Linked DNA regions of Homo sapiens: region 1 is linked to region 2. The links are chromatin loops, found by intact Hi-C in ENCODE. Cell type or tissue: prostate gland. All regions are shown on one strand. Links, peaks and the distances in the headings refer to the core of each region. The heading gives the core; the rest is flanking DNA. Region 1 holds the start of MIR365B (microRNA 365b). Region 2 has its middle 120 kb from the start of COPRS.

Region 1 (12,168 bases), core at 2,499-10,498, 160 kb before region 2:
GCTCATCTGGGCGTGGCAGACGACTGCTTCCTCACCTGGAGAGTGTTCAAGGACAGCAAGAAAAATGAGGGACTTTCAGGGGCAGCTGTGTTTTCTGACTCAGTCATAATGCCCCTAAAAATCCTTATTGTTCTTGCAGTGTGCATCGGGCAGCGGCCAGCAACCTGCCTCTCACCCACCTGGCCCTTCTGGGAGGACCGGGACTTCCTGGGGTCAGATTGGAATGTACGTCCAAAATAAGAGTGAATGGGGATTTGCTGATTATTAAAACAATTTTGTTTGCGTGCATTTTTAGCATCTTCTCTTCTGGTGGAGGATTGGAGTGGCTGAGGGTCGGGAGGGCTGGACATCAAGATATTCCTGTGCAGGTTGGAGCCCAGGAGGGTGCAGGAACTCCCTGGTTTGTGTGCAGTGAAGGCCTGGAAGAGCCTAGCTGCACGTGCAGTGCCCAAGGAAGGTCATCTTCCGGGTCAGTGATGTTAGAGGCAACAGAGTTGGGCTGGACAAGATGCCCCCCAACCTTTCCTGAGAAGTTGAGGCAGGAGTAGAGGAGGCATCTATCTGCGCAGGAACTTGCATTGTATTTTAAAATAGAAGGCAGCCTGGCCAACATGGCAGAACCCCATCTCTGCTAAAAATACAAAAGTTAGCCGGGTGTGGTGGTGTGTGCCTGTAGTCCCAGCTACTCGGGAGGCTGAGGCATGAGAATTGCTTGAGCCCAGGAGTTGCAGGTTGCAGTGAGCCAAGATTGCACCACTGCACTCCAGCCTGGGCAACACAGTGAGACCTTGTCTCAAAAAATAAATAAAATAAAATAGAAGGAGCCTCAGAATCCACTGTCTGTCTGAGACCCAGTGAACTAGCCATTTTGAAAATAGAACAGTGAATTGAGGGTCTTTCCCCCTCTACTGTGACCCTGGAGCTTGCTTTTCCTTGACTGAAAGTCCTCCATCCTTATTTCACTTCATGGATCTCCTCCATTCTCAGCAGGTCTCCCTACCCCTGCCCTATCCAGCCCCACCCTGCAGATACAGTCATGCACTGCCTAACGATGTTTTGGTCAACGAGGGACCGCATGTAGGACAGTGGTCTCATAAGATTATAACACTGTTTTTACTGTGCCTTTTCTGGTTAGGTACACAAACGCTTGCCATTGTGTTCTAATTGTCTACAGCATTCAGGATAGGAACGTGCTGTACAGATGTGTAGCCTAGGAGCAATGGGCTCCCCCACCTAGCCTAGGTGTGCAGCAGGCTATTCACCATCTAGGTTTATGTAAGCACACTCTGTGAGGTTGGCACAATAACAAAATCACCTAACAATGCCTTTCTCAGGATGGATCCCCGTTGTTAAGTGACACATGACTCTATTTTGACCAGCCAAGGCTTTTGGAGGTCCTGGGGGATTGTCGAGAAGCAGAAATACCTTTTTTTAAATTATTATTATTATTTTTATTTGTTTTGAGATGGAGTCTTGCACTGTCGTCTGGGCTGGAGTGCAGTGGCGCGATCTCAGCTCACTGCAACCTCCACATCCCAGGTCAAACGATTCTCCTGCCTCAACCTCCCAAGTAGCTGGGATTACAGGCGTCTGCCACTATGCCCAGCTAATTTTTTGTATTTTTAGTAGAGACGGGGTTTCACTGTGTTGGCCAGGCTGGTCTCGAACACCTGACCTCATGATCCACCTGCCTCGGCCTCCCAAAGTGCTGGGATTACAGGCATGAGCCACTGCGCTCGGCTGAATCCGATTTTTCTGAGACCTATTTTTTTATTTTTTATTTTTTTGAGACACAGTCTCACTCTGTTACCCAGCCTGGAGTGCAGTAGCTTCATCACAGCTCACTATAGCCTTGACCTCCAGGACTCAAGGGATCCTCCCACCTCAGCCTCCCAAGTAGCTGGGATTTACAGGCACCCACCACCATGCCCGGCTAATTTTTGTATTTTCAGTAGAGATGAGGTTTCACCATGTTGGCCAGGCTGGGTCTCAAACTCCTGACCTCAGGTGATCCACCTGCCTCGGCCTCCCAAAGTGCTGGATTACAGGCATGAGCCACTGCGCCTGGCCAGAAATACTTTGTTAAATCAATTTGTGATATGCCTGCCTTCCCCAACAATGCCAGTCCACCAAACCCGAAGCAACAGAATCCTGCTCTCCAGGGGAGACTGGGCTGGTGGCTTGCAGTGAAGGACAGGTGGGGAGATGGACAAAGTGACAAGCAGGACTCTGCATGCCCCAGTGGGTCCACTCTATGTCTTACTGCCCTCATGGGTCAGCAGGGGAAGTTTACCCTTGAGGTATTTCCAGGGTCTCTAGGTGCAGCTCAAAAGCTCTCGTCACTGGAGGAGATGACCACGTGTGCTCAGCATTTGCAGAAGTCCAACTGCCACGATCTTCCCTGCAGCCCAGCCCTGGCTCCAGTGGGCACTGGCCGGTGCTACTGTGACTACCTCCACATGAGCTCTCCCAGAGACAGTTTTGAAGGAGCTGGGTTTGCTCAGGAGCCTTGGCTTTTTTCTGCACAGGGCAAGGACAGCTCCAAGGTAAAGTTTAAACATGATGGCATTTATCCTTTCTTGGTAAGGGATAGGTGGGGCTCCCATGAAATGCTATTCTCGCAACCTCCAACGGACAGGGGTGTTGCAAAGGTTCCTTCATCCCCGATCAGCTTCCCTGCCATTTGCTCCCCTCAACCATCCCCTCCCATGGGGCCCCTTTCTCCTGCCCTTCATTCCCCTGAACCTCCTTGTTCTTACATGTGTTCCTCATTCTTTTTTTTTTCCTTCTTGACATAGAATCTTAACTCTGCCACCCAGGCTGGAGTGCAGTGGCCTGAACCAGGCTCACTGCAACCTCTACCTCCTGGGCTCAAGCGATCCTCCCACCTCAGCCTCCCGAGTAGCTGGGACTACAGGCGCACACCACCATGCCTGGCTAATTTTTGCATTTATTGTAGGGACAGGGTTTTGCCATGTTGCCCAAGCTGGTCTCAAACTCCTGGGCCCAAGCAATCCTCCTGCCTTAGCCTCCCAAAATGTTGGGATTATAGGTGTGAGCCACTGCACCTGGCCAGTTCTTCATTCTTTACCACAAAACATTTGCAAAAGATAATACATCAACTTTTTTGGTTTTTTCTTTTTTTTTGAGATGGAGTCTCACTCTGTCACCCAGGTTGGAGTACAGTGGCACAGTGGCATGATCTCGGCTCACTGCAACCTCCGCCTCCCAGGTTCAAGTGATTCCCCTGCCTCAGCCTCCTGAGTAGCTGGGATTACAGGTGCCCGCCACCACGCCCAGCTAATTTTTTGTATTTTTAGTAGAGATGGGGTTTCACCGTATTAGCCAGGATGGTCTCTATCTCCTGACCTCATGATCCACCCTCCTTGGCCTCCCAAAGTGCTGGGATTACAGGCGTGAGGCACGGCGCCCAGCCTACGTCAACTTTTTAAAAGAGGCAATATATCAAACATAAAACTGATTACTGTTTTTTCCCAATTATAAAATAATTGCCTTCTACTATAGGGCATTTGAAAAATACAAAGGGGCCAGGCTTGGTGGCTCATACCTATAATCCCAGCACTCTGGGAGGCCTAGGTGGGCTGATCACTTGAGTTCAGGAGTTTGAGACCAGCCTGGGCAACATGGCGAAAACGCCGTCGCTACAAAAAATACAAAAATTAGCTGGGTGTGGTGGTGCATGCCTGTAGTCCCAGCTTCTCAGGAGGCTGAGGTGAGAGGATTGTTTGAACTCGCGAGGTGGTGGTTGCAGCGAGCCAAAATCGCTGCATGGCACTCCAGCCTTGGCGACAGAGCCAGACCCTGCCTCCAAAAAACAAAACAAAACAAAACAAAAAGAGATGGAAAGGGCTTATAAATGCCCATACCTAGAGATAATGTCTGCTAATTAAATCTATCTTTCCAGCCTTTTTAACTCATGCCTGTACTTCCCCACCCAGTTAGCAGGATTGGGACTTTTAAAAGGGTCAGGCTCATAACTCATTTGAGCAATGGCCCTGTGCCCTCAGGCCAGAAAGCCTTTATTTTCTTTTTACCAAGCAGGATATGCTGTGGGCCGCTGCTGGCCTCTGGCCAGGAAGCTCAGTGATCTTGCTGGAGGGTGTTTGAGCAGCACCAGGTCTCTCTAAACCAGGATTGATGAAATTGTCAGTGAGGATGCCGGACAAGAGGGCTTTATCCCGTCTGATTTATAAGTGGGCGGCTGCATTGCTTCTTGACCTGGCTGCACAGAAGAATCACTTGAGAGCATTAAAAACATGCCAATGCCTGGTCCCATGCAGGACCCATTGGATCTGAATTGCTGGGGAATGAAAGGGCCCAAAGACTGGTATCTTTGTTTTTGTTTGTTGTTTTTTATTTGTTGTTTGTTTTTTTAACACAGGGTCTCTCTCTGTCTCCCAGGTTGGAGTGCAGTGGCTCGATCTTGGGTCACTGCAGCCTCAATCTCCGGGGTGCAAGTGATTCTCCCACAGCCTCCCAAGTAGCGTGTGGTGTGTGCCACCGCGCCTGGCTGGTGGTTGTTTTTGTTTTTGTTTTTGTTTTTGAGACAGAGTCTTGCTCTGTGGCACAGGCTGGAGTGCAGTGGTGCGATCTCGTCTCATGGCAACCTCTGCTTCCTGGGTTCAAGTGATTCTCCTTCCTCAGCCTCCCGAGTAGCTGGGATTACAGGTGCCCACCACCTCGTGCGGCTAACTTTTGTATTTTTAGTAGAGACAGGGTTTCACCATGTTGGCCAGGCTGGTCTCAAACTCCTGGCCTCAAGTGATCTGCCCGCCTCAGCCTCCCAAAGTGCTGGGATGACAGGCATGAGCCACCACGCCCAGTGCCTGGCCATTTAAAAAATTTTTTTTGTAGAGACGAGGTCTCACTATGTTGCCCAGGCTGGTCTTGAAGTCCTGGGCTCAAGCTTCCCAAAATGCTGGGATTATAGGCATGAGCCACCACACCTGACCAGTTATTATTTTTTTTTTTCTTATGTTCCTCAGGTGAGTCTCTTAAGCAATCAGAGGAGAACTGTTGGGTTAAATGCCCACAAGCTAGAGATGGAAGAGGTTTCCTCCAGCTTTGCCTTCAGAGCCCGATCAAGGGATGTGACCATTTGCAGTTGGCCAACTTTCATTTCCGTTACTGTCTCTGCTGCTCAGTCATCTTTTGATCCTCATTTTGCAAGCAGAAAACTGAGGCTAAGGGGATCGGGGGACTTATCTGAAGACACAGAATATGGCAGAGATGAGATGTAAAATACACAACTTCTGACCCTCCAGATTAGTGCTGTTTCAGTAGTACTAGTCATTAGTATTCATGATGAGCATATGGATCATAAGAAGCATATTCTTGTGCTTAATAATAATTGGACACTTGGTCATCACAGTATGCTGAGGCGTGGGTAGGGGCTGCCCCAGCAGGGTGAGTCATCATCCCCTAGTTTCCCAATGCTCTGTGTCCCCTGCCAGCCAGCCTGGACCCACAGCTGCCCGCAGCCTGCCCTGTTGCACTAATCCCAGCTGTGGGCACGGTGAGATTTGGCCCCATTTTACACATGAGGAACAGGCTCAGAACACTCAAGAGGCTTGGCCCATGTCACCCAGCTCTCCTTGCCTGGACAGAGGCATCTAGGAAGGAACACAGCCCTGCATGGGGCTTGCTTGTCTGAGTCCTCAGGGACAGAGCTCTACTGGGGGTGCCCAGGTCTCTAGCAGACTGTCCCTGCCCCTCTCTCCTTCCTGCCCAGCTCAGCTCCAGAGGCCTGGCCTGCGGGCAGGCTGGGCAGGCAGCCAGCGCAGGGAGCTAACGATGGGTGCATTGTCGGCTCCAGGAAGTGGTCAGCTGTTCCCTGGCAGGTCTGCAGAGCCGGAGGACCAGCCTGCCTTGCTCGTGGAGGGTAGAGATAGAATCTGGGAGCTCAGAACACCATTTTCCCGGAGCCCAGTGGCTCTGGGCCAGCCCTCGGGCTTCCTTTGGAAGGGAGGGCCCCGTGTACTCCTCCGCTCCTTCCTTGCTTGGCATTGGCCCTCTCCCTCCTCAGTCTGGCTCTCACCGTCCCCCGGCCCAGCACTTTGCAGCAGAGTGTACACTCTTGGCAGCGATGTCCATTAAACCTGCTTCCCAGAAAGCAGCATGGCTGTACAGGCAGATTCAGCCAGCACCTTAGTGGGAGATGGGGCAGTGGGCATCAGCTCAGGCTTTTCTTGCCCAGGTTCCCTGGGGAGCTGGGTTGGAAGATAGCCCTAAGCTGCCTTGGCTTCCTGCTTCCTGGATCAGAAGTGCCCTCAGCTCAGTCAGCAGCCTAGCCGCTGGACAAGGCTGAGACAAGCGCTTTGACCTCCTGGAGTTGGGCTGGGACGAGCCTTTGCCTGGGAGTCTGATCAAGGCGGTCACTGAGCTGAGAACCTGGGGTAAAGCTCCCTGCTGAGCCTGTTGCCTCATTTGTTTGATGGGTGCCATAGTTCCCTGTAGGAATGTGGGTACTTTCTAGGCTTCTTCCAAATAGATACAAGAAATTGTGGCTGCCTTTCCCTTCCCGGCCAGGAGTACACTTCAGCAGAGAACTCAGTGATGCCTGGCATGGGGAAGATGCCCAGTGAATGGTGGTTGCCCCACACGGCTCAGGAAATGAAGTTTGGGTCACAGCCTGAGGATGGTGCCTTCCATCCTTGACCCTGCAAGGACAACCTTTCCTGACAGTCTCCTCCCTGGGTGAAGTATTGGGACAGTGGCTCTGGACTGGAAAACTGAAGCTTTACCTCTTTGCTCTGGATTCCCATCAGGTCTAGATTGCTGAGGCCCAGCGCCCACAGAGGCATCTTCCCCTCTAGGGGGTTTGTCCTATAAGCCCGGACTCCGTCAGCTCCGAGGCACTCCTGCTGGGCCTGGGCCAGAGTGGCTGATGTGGAACTGCTCCCTCCCCTGCCAGCTTCCTTGGGGTGCAGACAGCCCAGCACAGGCAGGAAGGGCTTTCTGTTTGGCTGGACTGGTGGGGAAGCAATTAGTGCTTACTTTCTGTTTTGATTCTTGTAGCTAATAGGCAGAGTTTGTGATGTCACGGAAAAGCAGCCTTGGGCCCGCGTGGGTTTGAGGTCTGTCCCTGATAGTCTGGCCAATGTGGAATTGTCTGGAGGTAGGGGTGTATGCTGACACTACTCCCTGGGTATGAGGTGGCCATCTGTTGGCTTTCCATGCCCCCTTCTGATAATACCTCTTTTAATACCTCTTTTTTCTGTTAATAACTTCAGGAGATCACTTCTCCCCTACCCTGTATCTCTGGGGTTCTGGTGTGGCCAACCCCAAACCCTGGCTTTAGACACTGGCATGTGTTCCAGGCCTGGAGGCCAAGTCCTGAGACTCTGCCATGGGACATCTGCAGCAGTTATGGGGAAAGAAGCATTCTTTTTCTGAGGGAGTTGCTGTATTGATAGGATGTAGGCTGGGAACTGCTGGTGGCCATCCTGTCCTCAACTTGACAAAGCCAACAAAGAGGAAAGAAAATGAAGAGATGAGGCCAGGCACCGTGGCTTGTAATCCCAGCACTTTGGGAGGCCCAGGTGGGCGGATCACAAGGTCAGGAGATCGAGACCATCCTGGCTAACTCAGTGAAACCCCATCTCTACTAAAAATACAAAAAAATTAGCTGGGCATGGTGGCGGGTGCCTGTAATCCCAGCTACTTGGGAGGCTGAGGCAGAAGAATGGCATGAACCCAGGAGGCGGAGCTTGCAGTGAGCTGAGATTATGCCACTGCACTCCAGCCTGGGCGACAGAGCAAGACTCCATCTCAAAACAAACAAACAAAACAAAGAGATGGAGAGTATGGATCCAGACATCAGTGAGCCCCTGGATCCAGCCATGCCTGAAACCAGCTGCAGCCTGGACTAACCTGATTTTGTGAGCCAATACATTTCTTTTCTTTTTTCTTTTCTTTTCTTCCTTCCTTCCTTTCCTTTTTCTTTTTCCTTTTCTTTTTTCTTTTCTTTTTTTAGAGACAGGGTCTTGCTCTGTCATTCAGGCTGGAGTGCAGTGGTGCAATCATAGCTCACTGCAACCTCAAACTCCTGGGCTCAAGCAATCCTCCTGTCTCAGCCTCCTGAGTAGCTGGGACCACAGGCACATGCCACCACACCCGGCTAATTAATTTTTTTTTTTTCTAGTGATGCGGTCTTGCTGTGTTGCTCAGGCTGGTCTCAAACTCCTGGCTTCAAGTGATCCTCCCACCTCAGCCTCCCAAAGCACTGGGATTATAGGTGCGAGCCAGTGTGCCTGTCCTTTTTTCCCTAAAACCAGCCTGAGTTGGGTTTCTGTCACAGAAAGGGTTTTAATACAGGCAGTGTTTTTCTTTGGTCTTGTATTTTTTAAAATAAACTTTATTGAGGTATACTTTACATGTAACAAAACCCACCCGTAAGTGTATAATTCATAAGTTTTGTCAAATGCGTGCACCCTTGTAACTATTGCCACAATCATGATGTGGAATATTTCTTATTTGCCCCTAAAAGTTTCTTTATCCCCTTTATGACCAATCCCTCTGACTCAGACAACCTTGATCTGCCTTTGTTTTGCAGATTCATTTTGCCTTCTCTAGAATTTCATGTAAAGGTCATCATATAGCATGTACTCTTTTGTGTCTGGTTTCTTTTACTCAGCATGTTTTTGAGACCCATCCACATGTTGCATGCATCTCAGTAGTTCGTTCCTTTTTATTGCTGGAAGGCATTCTATTATTCTATTGTATGGGTGTGCCACGGTTTGTTTAGCCATTTATCAGGTGACAGATATTTGAGCTGTTTCCAGATATTGCCTATTATGACTAAGGCTGTTTTGAACATTCACGTATGTTTCTTTCATTCGTTGTATGGGCGTATGTTTCAATTTTTATATCTAGACATCAGCCTCATTTTACTGTTGAGGAAACAGGGTCAGAGAGGTAGAATGACCTGTCCAAGGTCACATGGCTGATGAACCTAGGGCTGGTGCAGGGAACACAGCTGGACCAGTGAGGTAGCTGGAGGAATGGCACCTTTCTCCTTTTGGGTATTTGGGTGTCCCTTCATAAATGGAGCTTGGGACTGCTTGGAAGGTGCTCATGGAATCCTGGTAGCCAAGAACATCATTGCTGGGAGGGACTGTCAAGATGTCTCCCAGCGTCTGTTCTCCCTTTCTCCTAATAGTAACACTCCCTTTCCTTGGAGAACTGCTCCCCTATCGCTCTATCTGGTCCTGGAGCATTTTAGCCTTCTTGGTAACCCAGTGGTCACATGACCTTGGTGAGCCAATCACACCCTGGATTGGTTCAGGGACTGGACATGAGATCCAATCAGAGTCCTTCCCTGGAATATTTGGAATTTTTCCCCGAAACTCTAAGGAGGATATTTTGGCCTTAAGCTAAGTTGAAATTAATGCATCTTATCCAGTGTTAAAGAAAAAGCTGGAAATGTGGGTGGGTGGCCCTGGGACCCTGAGAGGTAGGTGCCTACCATGTGCCAATGATCATGTGCCATAATTCTCACCTTTCACCTGTCTAGACCAATGTTATTTTCCCCCTGTGGATTCCAGGGCTTGAAAGATAATATCTACTAAACCCCATACAGGAAGCCAGAATCCACTTCCCCAAATGTATTCTTCAAGGCATATGCACAACTCACTGTCTCAGCTGACTGCTCCATCACTACACAAGCCAAGGGAAGGACCTGGAGTTGAAATCATTCCAGCCGTAGGCAAAGAGGACGATGATGATGATGATGATGATGATGATGATGATGATGATGAGCTTGGCACCAACAAATTATGGACTCCTCCCAGAGGTCTGGAGGATGTCAGGTTGGCAATCTCAGTTTAGTCCAGCTGCCCATTTCACAGATGCTTCAGCCAAGGAAACTGAGGCTCGGAGAAGTTAAGGCCTGGCTGGAATGTGGCTGTGTCACATGCATCTTGCTTGCCTCATCAGATCCTCGCAGCTCCCCCACCCGTCAGACCATTGGCTGCTTGCTGGGCCTTGGCCACAGCCAGGGCTGAAGGACTCCATGGGGTCCCCGCAGTTGTTTCCACAGCTAAAGCCGACCAGCTGCTTTTCCAGCCTGACTTCTCTGAGACCACATCCCAGGAGGACGTGGGACCTGGCTCCCACATGGCTGCTAAAGGGGCTGGAGAATGCAACCCAGAAGTGGGGTGGGGGCGAGAGAGTTCTATGGGATGACCTTTGAGCAATAGGAAATGGGAGGGTAAATTCCTTCTTTCTCTCTCCCTTCCTGGAGCCAAGGTTTGCTTGCTGTGAAGTGGCAGCCGTGTGGTTATCCATCGTCTTGCCCTGCTTCCTATCAATTTCGTACTTCACTCCTCTGTTCCCTCATTCCTGCCCTGTGGAGCTTCAACCTCCAAATTAAAGCTTCAGCAATTAATTCCTTGCCGAAGGATATTTCCTAGTGAACCCAGGCAGCCTGGCTCCAGGATCTGCCCTACTCTACTCAGCAAACATTGAACCAGAGGATAGATGTGTGGGAATGTGAATAAATGAATAACTATCTGTGATATATTTATTTTTTATTTTTATTTTATTATTATTGCTTTTTTTTGAGATGGAGTCTTGCTGTGTTGCCCAGGCTGGAGTGCAGTGGCGCCATCTTGGCTCACTGCAACCTCCGCCTCCCGAGTTCAAGCAATTCTCCTGACTCAGTCTCCCAAGAAGCTGGGATTATAGGCATGCACCACCACATCCAGCTAATTTGGTATTTTTAGTAGAGACGGGATTTCCCCATTTTGGCCAGCCTGGTCTCGAACTCCTGACCTCAAGTGAACTGCCTGCCTCAGCCTCCCAAAGTGCTGGGATTACAAGCATGAGCCACCGCGTCCAGCCTTATTATTATTTTTAAAAATAACAATAGAGACGAAGTCTCTCTGTGTTGCCCAGGCTGGTCTATTATTATTTTTAAAGATAACAATAGAGGCGAAGTCTCTCTGTGTTGCCCAGGCTGGTCTACAACTCCTGGGCTCAAGTGAACCTCCTTCCTTGGCCTCCCAAAGTGCTGGGATTATAGGCATGAGCCACTGCACCAGCTTTATCTGTGATTTATGTATCATTACTATGGGGATGGGAGAGTTGATAGGGGGCCAGGATGGTGCCAAATTCATCAGAGATTATTCCCCTTGCTGTCTTCCCCTCCATTCACTACATTTAATCAGTCAAATACTCTCTGATCTTCTGCTGTATTTCAGAGGCTATGGCCTCCCCACTAACCTCTCTGCCTGGTATAAAAGAATCCATACTCCCTGATCCTCCACTGAGGTATGAGATGCTGGCAAGGTACTCTGCCTCCCTGAGTGGGTCTGCCTCCCTGAGTGGGTCTCCCAGTCTGAAAAATAGGATTAAGAATGTTCTCACTGCCTAGGACCTCTGCAGGGCTTAACTTAGTTTGTGCCTGGTGCATGAGTGTAGCGGGCATTGTTGGGGCTGCCTGTGCCTCACCATGTCTTCCAATAAGTCCCAGTTTTGGGGCCCAGTCTCAGTCCCTACTGAGTAAATGGTGCTGTCTTCTACACCCCCTTCCCAGGCCTGCCACCAGATCCAAGTTCAATCACCACATCCCAGGCTTTGACTCCAAGAATTGGCTCAGGCCTGGGCATGGGACTTAAGTCTGGCCAGGCACTGTAACAGTGCCCCAAAGGTTTGCTGGAACGATCAGGAAAGAGGTACTTGCTCTTTGCTGAGATCATTGGCTTGCAGCTGCCAGAGGCCATTTTTACTATTCGGCTGTTTGAGAATGAAGTCAGTAGAATGAAGTCAGAAGGAAGTGGAGCAAGAGCCAGCACAGGACGCAGAGTCCCGATGATGTCTTTGTAGCTCCTGGATCCAGCCAGGCCAGAAGCTAGTTAATCTCTGGTAATTTTAGGAATGAAGACATCAACATTTTCCTTTTTATTTGCTTAAGGCAGTTTGAGTTGTTTCTGTGACTTAAAACCGAAATGATCCTGACTAATACAGTAGGTTCCCTATGAATGATCGCTGTGGTTATTGCAACTAATATTAGAAACACATCGATGGGAAGATGCAACCACGGGGATGCATAGGCCAGGTTCCTTCAGGGGCCACCGCAGCTCTTCACACATCATGCCCGGGATATCAGGTCCCAGAGGGTGAGTTTTTTTCTCTTTGCTGCTGATG
Region 2 (12,168 bases), core at 2,584-10,583:
TGAAGGCTTACTTGAGCCCGTTGTCAGTGAAACCCTGTCTCTTCTGTTGCCATAGTGACATTCCAGCATGTGGGTGAGAGTTTCACTGGGGATATTTAAGGACATAATATATATTTTAACAGACTATTGCTCCCATTCCTGAGAATAAATTTCCAAGAACTGAAGTCCCTTCCAGAAATTTTGGGGCTCTCTAGGAAAGACATCCCTTTTAACCTAATAATTTCACTTTAAGAAACTATCTTAACAAATAAAAAAACACATGATTAAGTTTATACTCAAACATCACAATGTCTTACTTATTATGGAAGCCACCTAGGTACCCAGCAATAGGGAATGGCTATGTTAACAGGGACATAGTTGCTTATGAACTATTTATTATGCAGTCATTTAGAAAGAATATAATAAAGACAAGGGAATAACATGATAAAACATCAAGAGTAGGAAGTGAATTTGTGTTCATTAAGATTACTCATTAGTTTTTAAAAAATATATTTAGGAAAAAAAGGACCTACAACAAAATTATATTTGTAGTCTGTTAGAGTGGTGATATTATACGGGTGATTTTTCCTTTTCCCATTTTGTAAATGTTCTATATTTTTAGAATGGTTTATTTTAAATGTTTTGAAAGAAACAGATACACCCTAGCTCACCTCAGCCTAATTTCTGGGTTAATCATGAGTACAGGACAGGGTTTAAGATTCTGGTGTTAGAGACTCTGGGTTCTCCCATCACTACAGCTGTGTGAAATTAATCAGGTTCTTCCACCCCTTGGAGCTCTGGTCAGTCAGCCAACAAATATTTATTGAGTACCTGATAAATGCCAGACACCCAAGTGCTAGGGATACAGCCTTAAATAAAACAGACAAAGTCACTGTCCTCCTGACGTTTACAAATAGGGCGGGGAGACAGAAGAAAACACACAACCACACTGCCATGTAAATATACAGTGCGCCAACTGGTGGTAAGTGTTCCGATTTCCTCCCAGAGCTGGGGTGAGAGTTAAATGAGATAATACACCTAAAGCATCGAGCACGTGCTAGGCACATCGTACATGCTCATAAACAAAGGTCACGTAGCAGCTTTCCTGCCGCTGCTCAAACCCCCTGGGAAAAGAGAGGAGGCCAGAACTTCAGCCCCTCAGCCCTCCTAAGAGCCTGCAGAGCTCCCCAGATCCCAACTGCAGCTCCCAAGTGCAGGCTTGGGAATAGATGAAGATAAAGAGCTCTAAAATGTGCAACAATGCCAGGACTAGCCTGCCAGGGAGGTCTGTGGGGTGGCTGACTTTGATTTCAGGGTTGCTGACCTTTTCTTCATTGAGATTGGCCAGAACACAGAGCCCAGCTGCCAACAGAGTGGCATTGTAGTTCTGAGCCTCTGGGGCCAAGGGTTTGGGGCTTTACTTCCAGGTCTCTGTGGGGAAATCATCTGTTCCCTATCAGGAAGCTGGCTTCCCAACCCAACACACCATCTCCAAACCCTGTTTTAATGCAGCCTTGAATGTCACAGGGAAGACCCTGAGTCCCTCCAAGGTCTCTGAGACATGAATCTGAATAGGGAAGACTAAAACATAAATTGAGCTCCCATGAGATACCAAGCATCAACTCTAACCTGGGCCACATGAAAACCTTACCGAGTGTGTATGGTCATTCACCTGCTACAGGTGGAAATCACAGTGGCAGTCAGAATGTGGCAGAGTGGAGATTTTAAACTAGGTCTCATGACAATGATCCTCCTCTTTCAGTCTCCCAGCTATGCCACTTAGGGTTGGACCCCACTCTCCCTCCCACACCCCAAAGCTGATTCATGACTTCTCTAAACTTTTTAAGAAAAAGAGAAAGTAGTGACAACATGGTTGCTTTGCCTAAGAATTCAACAAAAAAGATGTAGTAATTCATCCCAACATACCCAGCCTGGAGGAAAATATTGCATGACTTATAAAATCCTTCCTTAAACACATTATCTGTACCTCTTCTTCCATGTGCCTGGAATTTTCTTTAAGATGTTTTTTCCCCAGAAGGAGAGATACTTACTCATTGCATGATTAATCTGTGCCAAGCACTGAAGGAGGCATCTTTGGTGAATTACCTCATTTAAATCCAATTGCCAGATGAGAATACTAAGGTTCAGACAGCTTGGCCCTCTCAAAGCTGTCATGTAAGTAGCAGAGCCAGTAATCACACCAGTCAAAGCTCACTCTGTTAGAAGGCCTTTCTCTTTGGTTACCAGCTGGCCATGAGAATGAACAATTCATCCCAGCTTACGTAGACTTTCCAGGACTTTCCAGATTTTAGCACTGAAAGTCCCAGGTCCCAGGAAACTCTTTCGTCCTGGGCAAACTGGGATAGTCGGTTACCCGATAGGCCATTATCAGAGGCTGGAGGAGATGTCATGAGATCTGCTGCTTCTCATACCATTTTGGTTTGAATCAAAGATTTTTCTTCTTGGTATATCCGACAATGAACCACAGAATAGTGGCAACATGTCTTATCCTCATTTCTAGATTTTCTCAATTCTCCTTCTCTTCCTTCTTTTTAACAGCATCTAAAACACAAACCTCATCTTGAAGTCTACTGGACTCTACTCATGAAGGGAAAGAGTTTGAAAATTATACAGGAATCAGGCCAGGTGCAGTGGTTCATGGCTGTAATCTCAGCACTTTGGGAGGCCAAGGTGGGTGGATCATCTGAGGTCAGGAGTTCAAGACCAGCCGGGCCAAAATGGTGAAACTCCATCTCTACTAAAAATACAAACATTAGCCAGGTGTGATGGAGCACGCCTGTAATCCCAGCTACTTGGGAGGCCGAGGGAGGAGAATCGCTTGAACCAGGGAGACGGAGGTTGCAGTGAGCCGAGATTGTGCCATTGCAATCCAGCCTGGGCAAAAAGAGCGGGGGAAAAAAAAAGAAAAAATTATACAGGAATCATTGTATATTGACCCCATATTTCTTTCTCAGAGAAAGTAGGGTTTCTAGTGAATAGAGGGCTGTCCTAGAAGCCAGAACCCCTTACCCAGTTCTGCCCGTTAAATGGCTGTGTGCCCTTAGGTAAGACTCTTCCCTTCTCTGAGCCCCAGTTTGAAATATGGGAGTTCTATATGATCTCCTGCCCTTGAGGAGTGCACAGGCCTTAATGTTCAGCCCTCTCATTCTACAGATGAGGACATGAAAGCTCAGAGAAGTCAAGGGGCTTGGCCAAGGTCACACAGCAAGCTAGAATAGTACAGAAAGACACACAGCAGTCTCTAAAGTTTTCTCTTATGAGACAAAATGTTGCCCCATGTGCCACCCCCCAGCACACACCAGAGAAAAAGCAGAGTACACTAAGAAACATAATCTGTTTAATGTTGCTTTCTAAGCCTGTAAAGAAAATGAGCCAAATGCTGAAAGATTAAGATTCCGATCTTTAAAAACAAATCAGGGTTTAATTTGGGTTTTCTTAAAGCCTCATAAAAAAGGGAAGCTGAATCCTTGACCAAATACTCAGCATTCCAAAGTGGGACGATGAGACAGATTTTAATTCCCTGCATGAGGAGCAGGCAGATTGGAGGATGTGTATTTCCATTGGCCTGCATATTTTTCAGATGTGTAAATGGCAGGCAGCCTGGAGGGAAGAGAATAGCCCCAAAGGGGCACGAGGGGAAGGTGACGCCTTGGAGGAGGGCTGCTTCTGCAAAGCCATAATGAAAGCTAACTGGGCTGCATCCTGATGGCTGAGAGAGGGCAAGTAACTTACTTAAAGTCATTCAGCTAGTAGGTGGCAGAGTTAGGAATTTAACCCAGATCTAAGTTCAAGCTCAAGTGCTCACTGGTTATGCTATGTAAAATTGGGAGCGGGAAGAAAAATGGCAAAATCAGGACCCCTTTCCATTATCCAGAGAGCCTGCTGTGGACTCTCTGCGATCCCCTCTGGATCTCTTTCTTGCTTCAGTCTTACAGGGCACTTCACTGTTTCCTTAGACCCCCTGTACTGGATGAAAATGTATTCATTCAGTTGTTCAACAAACGATTAATAAGAGTTTACTATGTGCTGGCTGACACTCCCCATCAAGAAAAGAAACCAATCAAACTAAACAGAAAGATATGTCCAGGTCCTGGGATTAAGGAGGGATTAAAAAGGGCTTCCTGGAGGAGGCAATGTTTGAAGTGAGCCTTGAGTTGGATTTGGGCATATCAGTTGTGTCCAAATAAAGCCTGGCTGAATAGTTCTTTAGTCATTACTTATTTACTAGCAGCCTGGGTCCCCTTTGGATATGGAGGGCTCTGGGTCAGTACCATTGACCAAAGCAAACTTAGAGATTGTCTAGGAATGCCAGTTATCCCCAAATATTCCAGACCCCAACGTATCAATCTCTCAACTGTCTCTGCATCTCGTCTGTGTAATAGCTGCCTCCACCAGCATTGGGAAGGCAGGGGAAGGAACACACATCTACTTAGCACCGCTACACCAACTATTTAAAAAAAATACAAGGTCTGTGTGGGAAATATTGTAGCTTCATGTTACACTGAAGAAACAGAAGCTGATAGAACTTAGGTGACTTGCCAAAGGTCACACAGCTCTACAGGGCAACACAGGGATTTGAATCTAAAGCCCACACTGTTCTCATGGCCCTACCTGCCTTTCTGTGTGCCAGACAGTGTTAGATGCTTCAAAAACACAACCTCTGCAAAAAAAAAAAAAAAAAAAAAAAAAAAAAAAAGGCCCATAAGGACACCGAACAGGAAATATGGATTCTGCACCTCCAGGGTACTTAGACCATGCTAGACACCAAGGATTCACAGAGGCCTAACCTCAAAGAAACACTCACTCTATTGAAAACACCTAAATAGCCCACTAGAAGCCACAGAGGCCCACATATAACCAGGAGTTGAACTGGGTGGTGTCACTGATGTCCTGGGTTATAGGTACCAATGAGGGCTGGAGGGGTCAGTGATCAGAGTCCCAGAGGAAGCGATTTTGTGCTGGTCAGGAAGGTCAGGAAGGATTTGGACAGAGGGAGGAGAGAAGGAACCCAGGTAGCAGCAGTCATTCTAGCTGGGGGAAACAGTGCTCCAACATTGGCTGGGACCAGGTTCTTTCTCCCTAGCTCAGCTCTGCTCCCTCGGGATGGTGCCTTCTCAGACCTGATCCTGCAGTTCAGCTACCGCAACCACATCCTTCCAAATTCGAATCCAGCTGAGCCAGGCACGGTGGCTCACCCCTGTAATCCAAGAACTTTGGGAGGCTGAGGCAGGTGGATCATTTGAGGTCAGGAGTTCGAGACCAGCCTGGCCAGCATGGTGAGACCCCATCTCTACTAAAAATACAAAAATTAGGCAGGCGTAGTAGGTGCCTGTAATCCCAGCTACTTGGGAGGCCAAGGCAGGAGAATTGCTTGAACCCGGGAGATGGAGGCTGCAGTGAGCTGAGATTGCACCACTGCACTCCAGCCTGGGTGACAGAGGTGAGACTGTCTCAATAAATAAATAAATAAATAAATAAATCCAGCTGAAAAGAGCAAGTATCTGTGTCCAGCATTTCCAGCACAAGCCCTGAGATTCACCACCTTAGGTCACCTGCCCACCAACCAACCGATCAGGGAGAATGGAAGCTGGGGCTGCACTGTTTAGCTTTAGACTAGATTACAGATTCTATTCTTGAAGCTGAGCATGAACTAACTCCACCCAGAGGTCCATGGACCAAAAGTCAGGTGGGGATGTTCCCAGAGGAAAATTAGGGTATGGTTACCAAAGAAACAGTACAGATGGAAATAGATGCCGTGCTTGTAGAACTCAGTAAATATCCACTTGTTCCATTGCCTGAAGAGAACCCAAGGCTTACAATGGTTATAGGGCTTGCCCCAAATCTAGAGCAGGGAGAAGTGGGCTGAAAGGTTCAGATCTTCTGTTCAAACCCAGTGAAATAGAATGTGTGTGTCTGTGTTGGGAGTGTAAGATGAAAACAAAAGCTAAGGGTTGTGTTGGGTGTTAATAGTGATAAAGGTGTTCTTGGCAGGATGCAACTAGATTATGGAGAGTTTTGCAAGCCAGAAAGAGGTTGACCTTAATGAAGAAGGACGCCAGGCGCAGTGGCTCATGCCTGTAATCCCAGCACTTTGGGAGGCTGAGGCAGATGGATCACAAGGTCAGGAGATTGAGACTATCCTGGCCAACACGGTGAAACCCCGTTTCTACTAAAAATACAAAAAATTAGCCAGGCGTGGTCACATGCACCTGTAGTCCCAGCTACTCGGGAGGCTGAGGCAGGAGAATCGCTTGAATCTGAAAGGCAGAGGTTGCAGTGAGCCGAGATCGTACCACTGCACTCCAGCCTGGGCAACGGAGTGAGACTCTCTCTGAAAAAAAAAAAGAAAGAAAGAAAAGAAAGGAAACAGGGAACTTCTATGGGTTTTAATAGAGTAACAGGATGGAAGCTAAAACTCACTCAAGGCTGAAGTCAAGGGGTCTACACTCTTAACCATTGAGACCGACACTCCCTTTTAGGCCTCCAGGGTACTCCCAAGGGATGGACTCTGCAAGATGTACCCACCCCCATCCCCACTGCCTGGCTCCAGCTTGTCCTCCCAGATCCGGAGTCCCCTCCTCCCTCCCAATGCTGTGGCTTTGGCAGCCACTTTGCAAACTGAAAGTTTTAAGTGCATTTCCACCCCAGAGGAAGCTGAGAAGCAGGCATGTTGCAGCAGCCACTTCTGAGCTCCCAACATTTATCTTTCCCCTTCAGAAAAGGGATCAAACACTTTTTCACAATGGAAAGAGGAGAGGGTGGAGGGAGGGAGGGAGGAACACAGAAAAGAGAGCAAAGAGAAAAAAAGGAGGATGAATAAGAGAATTTTATTTGATCTCATTTGATCTTAATCAGACAAAGTTTATGTTTCAATTATGCATTTTTCTCTTCCATGCTGAGACAATGAACACATAAGGGAAAACAAATCAACAAATCACGTTATTTATTTACTTCCCTTGAATTTACTCTGATTCCAAAAACATTTAGGAGGCTCACAAAACTAAACACAATGGTGACTGTGATTATTAGGGACAAAAAGGAACAAAGACCATAAAGGTAGCAGAGAGAGCAGACACCAGCAGACACCTGAAGAATGCCAATTTCCGACTTGGATGCTATATTTGGCCCTATGTGGAAAAAATGTTCACTTTACATTGGTTTTGTCCTCTGGTGACAGAAAGCATTCGCATGCAGCTGTGGCCACAAGCTTTTTTTTCTGGGACTAAACTCAAGCTGAAATATATCACATGGGGCTGACAAGTTATATTTGAGTTACAGAGAATAACAAGGGCAGTAAGCCCAAAGGACTTTTCAAGGAGGCATTGTCCTGAATGGCAATGAATGTTCTAAACAGCATTTTTATTGCCAAGAAAATAAACACACTGGTTAATTGAATCCTGTGTTCCTTGAGTAGGAGGATGTCAATCTCATCCCAGGTCTGGAGGAGTTAACTGCAGCAGAATGGGCAGCCTGGGAGGCCCTGAGACCCAGAACTAGACCTGCAAACTCGGCTGAAGCAGATGCTAGGAGAGGAGAGGGACCAGAGCGAGGTGCCTGCTGTCCCTGGCCCTTTAAGCCAGCCCAACCAGTAACACATCACATCGTTGGTGGTCAAGGCAATTATCAGCACCCCTTCCTCTCTATGCACTGATCCTTGCATGCTTTTTCCTGATTTTAAGATCCTGCCAAAAGGCCAGGCATGGTGGCTCATGCCTGCAATCCCAGCACTTTGGGAGGCCAAGGTGGGCGGATCACAAGGTCAGGAGTTCGAGACCAGCCTGACCAACATGGTGAAACCCCATCTGTACTAAAAATACAATAATTAGCTGGGTGTGGTGGCATGCTCCTGTAGTCCCAGCTACTCGGGAGGTTGAGGCAGAATCACTTGAACCCCAGAGGCAGAGGTTACAGTGAGCCGAGATTGCGCTACTGCACTCCAGCCTGGGTGACAGAGTGAGACTCCATCTCAAGAAAAAAAAAGATCCTGCCATTACCATACATGCCCAGCTGTGACCCCCAAGTTCAACTCCAATAAGGATGAACACTTATGGGCTGCCTCCCCACATCCACTCTCTCCTCCCATTAGCAATGCCCCTGAATATCCTTTAGAAGCATACTTGCCTCATTTTCAGCCATGTGGTGTGGGTGGGAATGACACTACCCCCAAGTCTAGGGTTGAATCCTGTAACCCAACCTTTAACCAAGCCACTTATCACATTTACCTGGCCCTTGTGGTTGGTTTCAGGGAAGCGCAATGAGCCCCCCATCAGGGCTAACACATCTCAATTCTGGGACTTTGGTTTGTGCCATCAAGGAAGAGGATTTTCTTTTTCTCCTCTGGAAAGAAAATGAGAAGAATGTACACCCTAGAACTGCTGGCAGTCACCTTGTGGCCATGAGGGCACAGCCAGTTTGAGAAAGAAGTGAACACAGAGGAAACCAAACTGAAAGATGGAAAGCTGGAGTCTTGTGAAACCATTTGAACCAATGCAATGAGCCATGCTTAAGGCCAGGCTTACCCCTGGACTTCCCACTTAACGTTTTTATTTGGGTCCAGTTTTCTTCACTTGACACTGCTAGCATCCTACCAGATAAGGCACCTTCGACCCCTCTGGAGTTAGGTTACCTCGCCCTGCCCTGCACCGCATGTTGGCACTTTATTACAGGCACTGCTTTAGCCCATTCCTCTGTGCCTTTGGTATTTCCTATCTTCTGAGATGGGAACTCCTCCTCCCATTTCCCACTCCAGATGGTGCCAGTTGAGCCAGCCCTGGCCTCCAAGGAAGGTTACAAGTCATTCAAACACCAGATATAAACAATAAGAGAAAGCTGGATCAGCAGGCAAAGTGCAGCACCCCATCAATCCAGGCAATCCTGCAAAGGTTCTGCCATCCCAACCCACCCCGCTGTCAGGGGGCTTTGGCAGCAGCTGAGAGACATCTCGGGGAAGCCAGATGGCACTCAGCATGGCTGCTAATGTGTGGCAAGATTCACAGCTCTAGACTCCTATCTGGGGATAGGATTCCTAACCAGGAGAAGAACTGGCAGAAGCAAGCAGAGTTCTCAACTTAGAGAGACTCGGGCCAATTATTTCATCAGGCATTCAGGCGAGAAAGTGTCCAAACACCAGAATAGGGGGCCAGTCCACCCTTTGTATCAGAAACACGGCAGAACTCCAATCACTTCAGTGAGGCCAAAATCAGAACCTGCTTGGAGGCCAAGCTGCCTTGAAACTGGGTTCTTCTGAAGGATATCCTGACAGGGGACATCACTGGGCCTGTGGCTGGGAGTCCGGGGGCCCACACTATCCTCCTTTCCACATCATGCAGGAAAGCCCTGAGGGCAGAGACCATCTGTGAACCAAAACCCACCCTCTCTTCTTTATCAGATGTTTGCTTACAAGTTGCAGTCAAAGCAGCAATGTGCCCAATCCTGTTAAAAGACAAGCCTCTTCCACCAGCCCCCTTCTTCCTGCTTGGAATGTTAATGTAACTATAAATGCTTAGAGCTATGGCAGCCACCTTGCAGTCCTGAGGACAAAGGCCAGGAGAAAAGTAAAGACTTGACCCAGATCCTGATATTACTGAGCTGTTAAACCAAGCCAGAGACTGCTCTCATCTGGACTTTTTGTTCTATGAAGTAATTTATTTTTATGTATTTACTTCTTTTGAGACAGGATGTCACTCTGTCACCCAGGGTGGGGTACAGTGGCACAGTCATAGCTCACTGCAACCTTGAACTCCTGGGCTCAAGTGATCCTCCTACCTCAGCCTCCCATGTTGCCAGTACTACAGGCACTTGCCACCACACCTGGCTGTTTTTTGTTTTGTTTTGTTTTGTTTTTGTAGAGACCAAGCCTTGCTTTATTGCCCAGGCTGGTCTCAAATTCCTGGCCTTGAGCAATCCTCCTGCTTTGGCCTCCCAAAGTGCTGGGATTATAGGTGTGAGCCACCATACCTGGCCTTATGAGGTAATTTAATGTTTTAGTTGCTTAAGCCAGTGGTTCTCCAAGTGTGTCCCCAGACCCACAGCTTCAGCACCACTTGGGAGAGTTAGAAATGTACATTCTCAGGCCCTGCCCAGACCAATAGAACTTGACTCTTTAAAGTGGGACCCTAAGGCAGAGGTTGCAGTGAGCTGAGATCACGCCACTGTACCCAAGCCTGGGGAACAAAGCAAGGCTCTGTCTCAAAAACAAAAAAACAAAGCAAAACCAAAATGGGACCCTGAAAATTGAGTTTTACCAAGTGCCCCCAAGTAATTCTGGCATGTGCTAAGTTTGAGAACCACTAGCTTAAACCACTATTTTATCAGATTTTCTGTGAGGTGCAGCTGAAAGCACCTCTAATTTATACCTTTCTCCACTGTATCTCTGAACTGTTTGTGAGATATCAAGAGGCTGAGAACAAGGCAGGATAAGCCAACTGTCACAAGCCCAAATAGCAATGTTTCAAGGAGAAAATGAAACTCACAAAGGAAAAGATAAATGCAAATTAAGCACCTCTATCCATGGGAATAATCATAAATACAATCAAAAGGCAAAATGAAAGACTGGGGAAATAATTGCAACAAATATGACAACATTTAAAATCCTTTCTTTGTTAAAAGGCCATGCAAAACCAAAAAGGAAAAAACAAGATCTCAGAGAAAAAGAACACACAAAAAAAATTCAGAATAGGAAATATAAATGGATAATAAGAAAAATGGCCAGCTTGTTAGTAATCAAAGCAATGTGAATTTATTTATTTATTTTTTTGAGACAGAGTCTCACTCTGTCGCCTAGGCTGTAGTGCAGTGGCATGATCTCAGCTCACTCCAACCTCTGCCTCCCAGGTTCAAGTGATTCTCCTGCCTCAGCCTCCTGAGTAACTGGGATTACAGGCACCCACCACCACGCCCAGCTAATTTATGTATTTTTAGTAGAAACGGGGTTTTGCTATGTTGGCCAGAATGGTCTCCAACTCCTGACCTCAAGTGATCCGCCTGCCTCGGCCTCCCAAAGTGCTGGGATTACTGCGCCTGGCTGGTTTTTACATGTTTTAAAGGTTGGAAGAATAAGAAGGGAGAAGAAGGCCAGGCGCGGTGGCTCATGCCTGTAATCCCAGCACTTTAGGAGGCCGAGGCAGGCAGATCACGAGGTCAGGAGATCGAGACCATCCTGCCTAACACGATGAAACCCCGTCTCTACTAAAAATACAAAAAATTAGCTGGGCGTGGTGGTGGGCGCCTGTAGTCCCAGCTACTCAGGAGGCTGAGGCAGGAGAATGGCATGAACCCGGGAAGCTGAGCTTGCAGTGAGTTGAGATTGCACCACTGCACTCCAGCCTGGGCGACAGAGTGAGACTCCGTCTCAAAAAGAAAAAAAAAAAAAAAAGAAGGGAGGAGGAAGAAAAGGAATAAGGGGGAAGAAATGGAGGAAGAAGACAAAGGAGGTTGAGGAAAAGGAGTAGGGAGAGGAGGGGGAGACATTCACTGCAGTGGCAGAGACCGTATTTGGCACAGCCTAAAATATTTTCTATCTGCCTTTTACTGAAAAAATCTGCCAGTCCTGGACTGCTTCTAATCTAAAGCAGGGTCAGGAAACTACGGCCCCAAATCTAACCAGCCACCCGTTTTTGTGAATGAAGTTTTATTGGAACTCACCACATGCGTTTGTTTACAGAGTTTAGAGCTGCTTTTGTGCTTCCATGGCAGAGTTGAGAAGTGTGACAGAGACTGTGTGGCCCACTAAACAGAAATATTCCTTATCTGGCTCTTTACAAAACATTTCCCAACCCCTGGTCTAATAAATAATCAGAAAGAAAATAAAAATGCTTGCACAAAGATGTTTATTATTACATTATTTATCTAGAAGGCCAGTTAAACAAATGATAGGATGACATTAAATTGATATAATGAACATGAGTTACCCCAGCACCTCAAATCCTAAGGATTCAATAAACATTTTTAATTATTATTGCCTATGGAATAGTCATTTTCTCATTTTTCAAAGACCCAGTAATAAAACAGGAAGGCAGGATATAGTGTAGCAGATACAAGAGGCTATGTGCTTCTTTTGTAGAAAGGAGCAATGTCTGTTTTTATTTTCTATTATTTCAATTATGTTTTAAGACATAGATATGCAAGATAAAAGAAGGTAAAGGAATGAATCAGAATCTCGGCTGTTCT

Evidence for each region. A loop is a pair of places that touch in the nucleus more often than their neighbours do. Peaks named below come from ENCODE experiments on the same cell type or tissue, not always from the same donor. Only the 100,000 strongest peaks of a DNase experiment are listed, where the experiment ranks them.
Region 1: it touches region 2 in a loop (2.9-fold over the local background); 5 of 110 quality-filtered maps call a loop at or near these places.

Annotation. Positions count from the first base shown.
Region 1 is chr17:31,575,372-31,587,539 of GRCh38, forward strand. It overlaps MIR365BHG (MIR365B and MIR4725 host gene), which reads left to right. Exons shown (of 3, transcript NR_186556.1): 3 at 140-288. It overlaps MIR365B (microRNA 365b), which reads left to right and starts at 40; the gene lies at 40-150. RefSeq lists an enhancer at 5,351-5,400. In prostate gland, for the core only: no CTCF peak of the experiment used is centred there; DNase peaks (open chromatin) are centred at 5,501 and 5,930; H3K27ac peaks cover 3,048 bases.
Region 2 is chr17:31,737,392-31,749,559 of GRCh38, forward strand. No RefSeq gene overlaps it. Among named protein-coding and RNA genes, the nearest start is that of COPRS, 120 kb to the right of the region's middle. In prostate gland, for the core only: no CTCF peak of the experiment used is centred there; DNase peaks (open chromatin) are centred at 6,597 and 7,460; H3K27ac peaks cover 1,406 bases.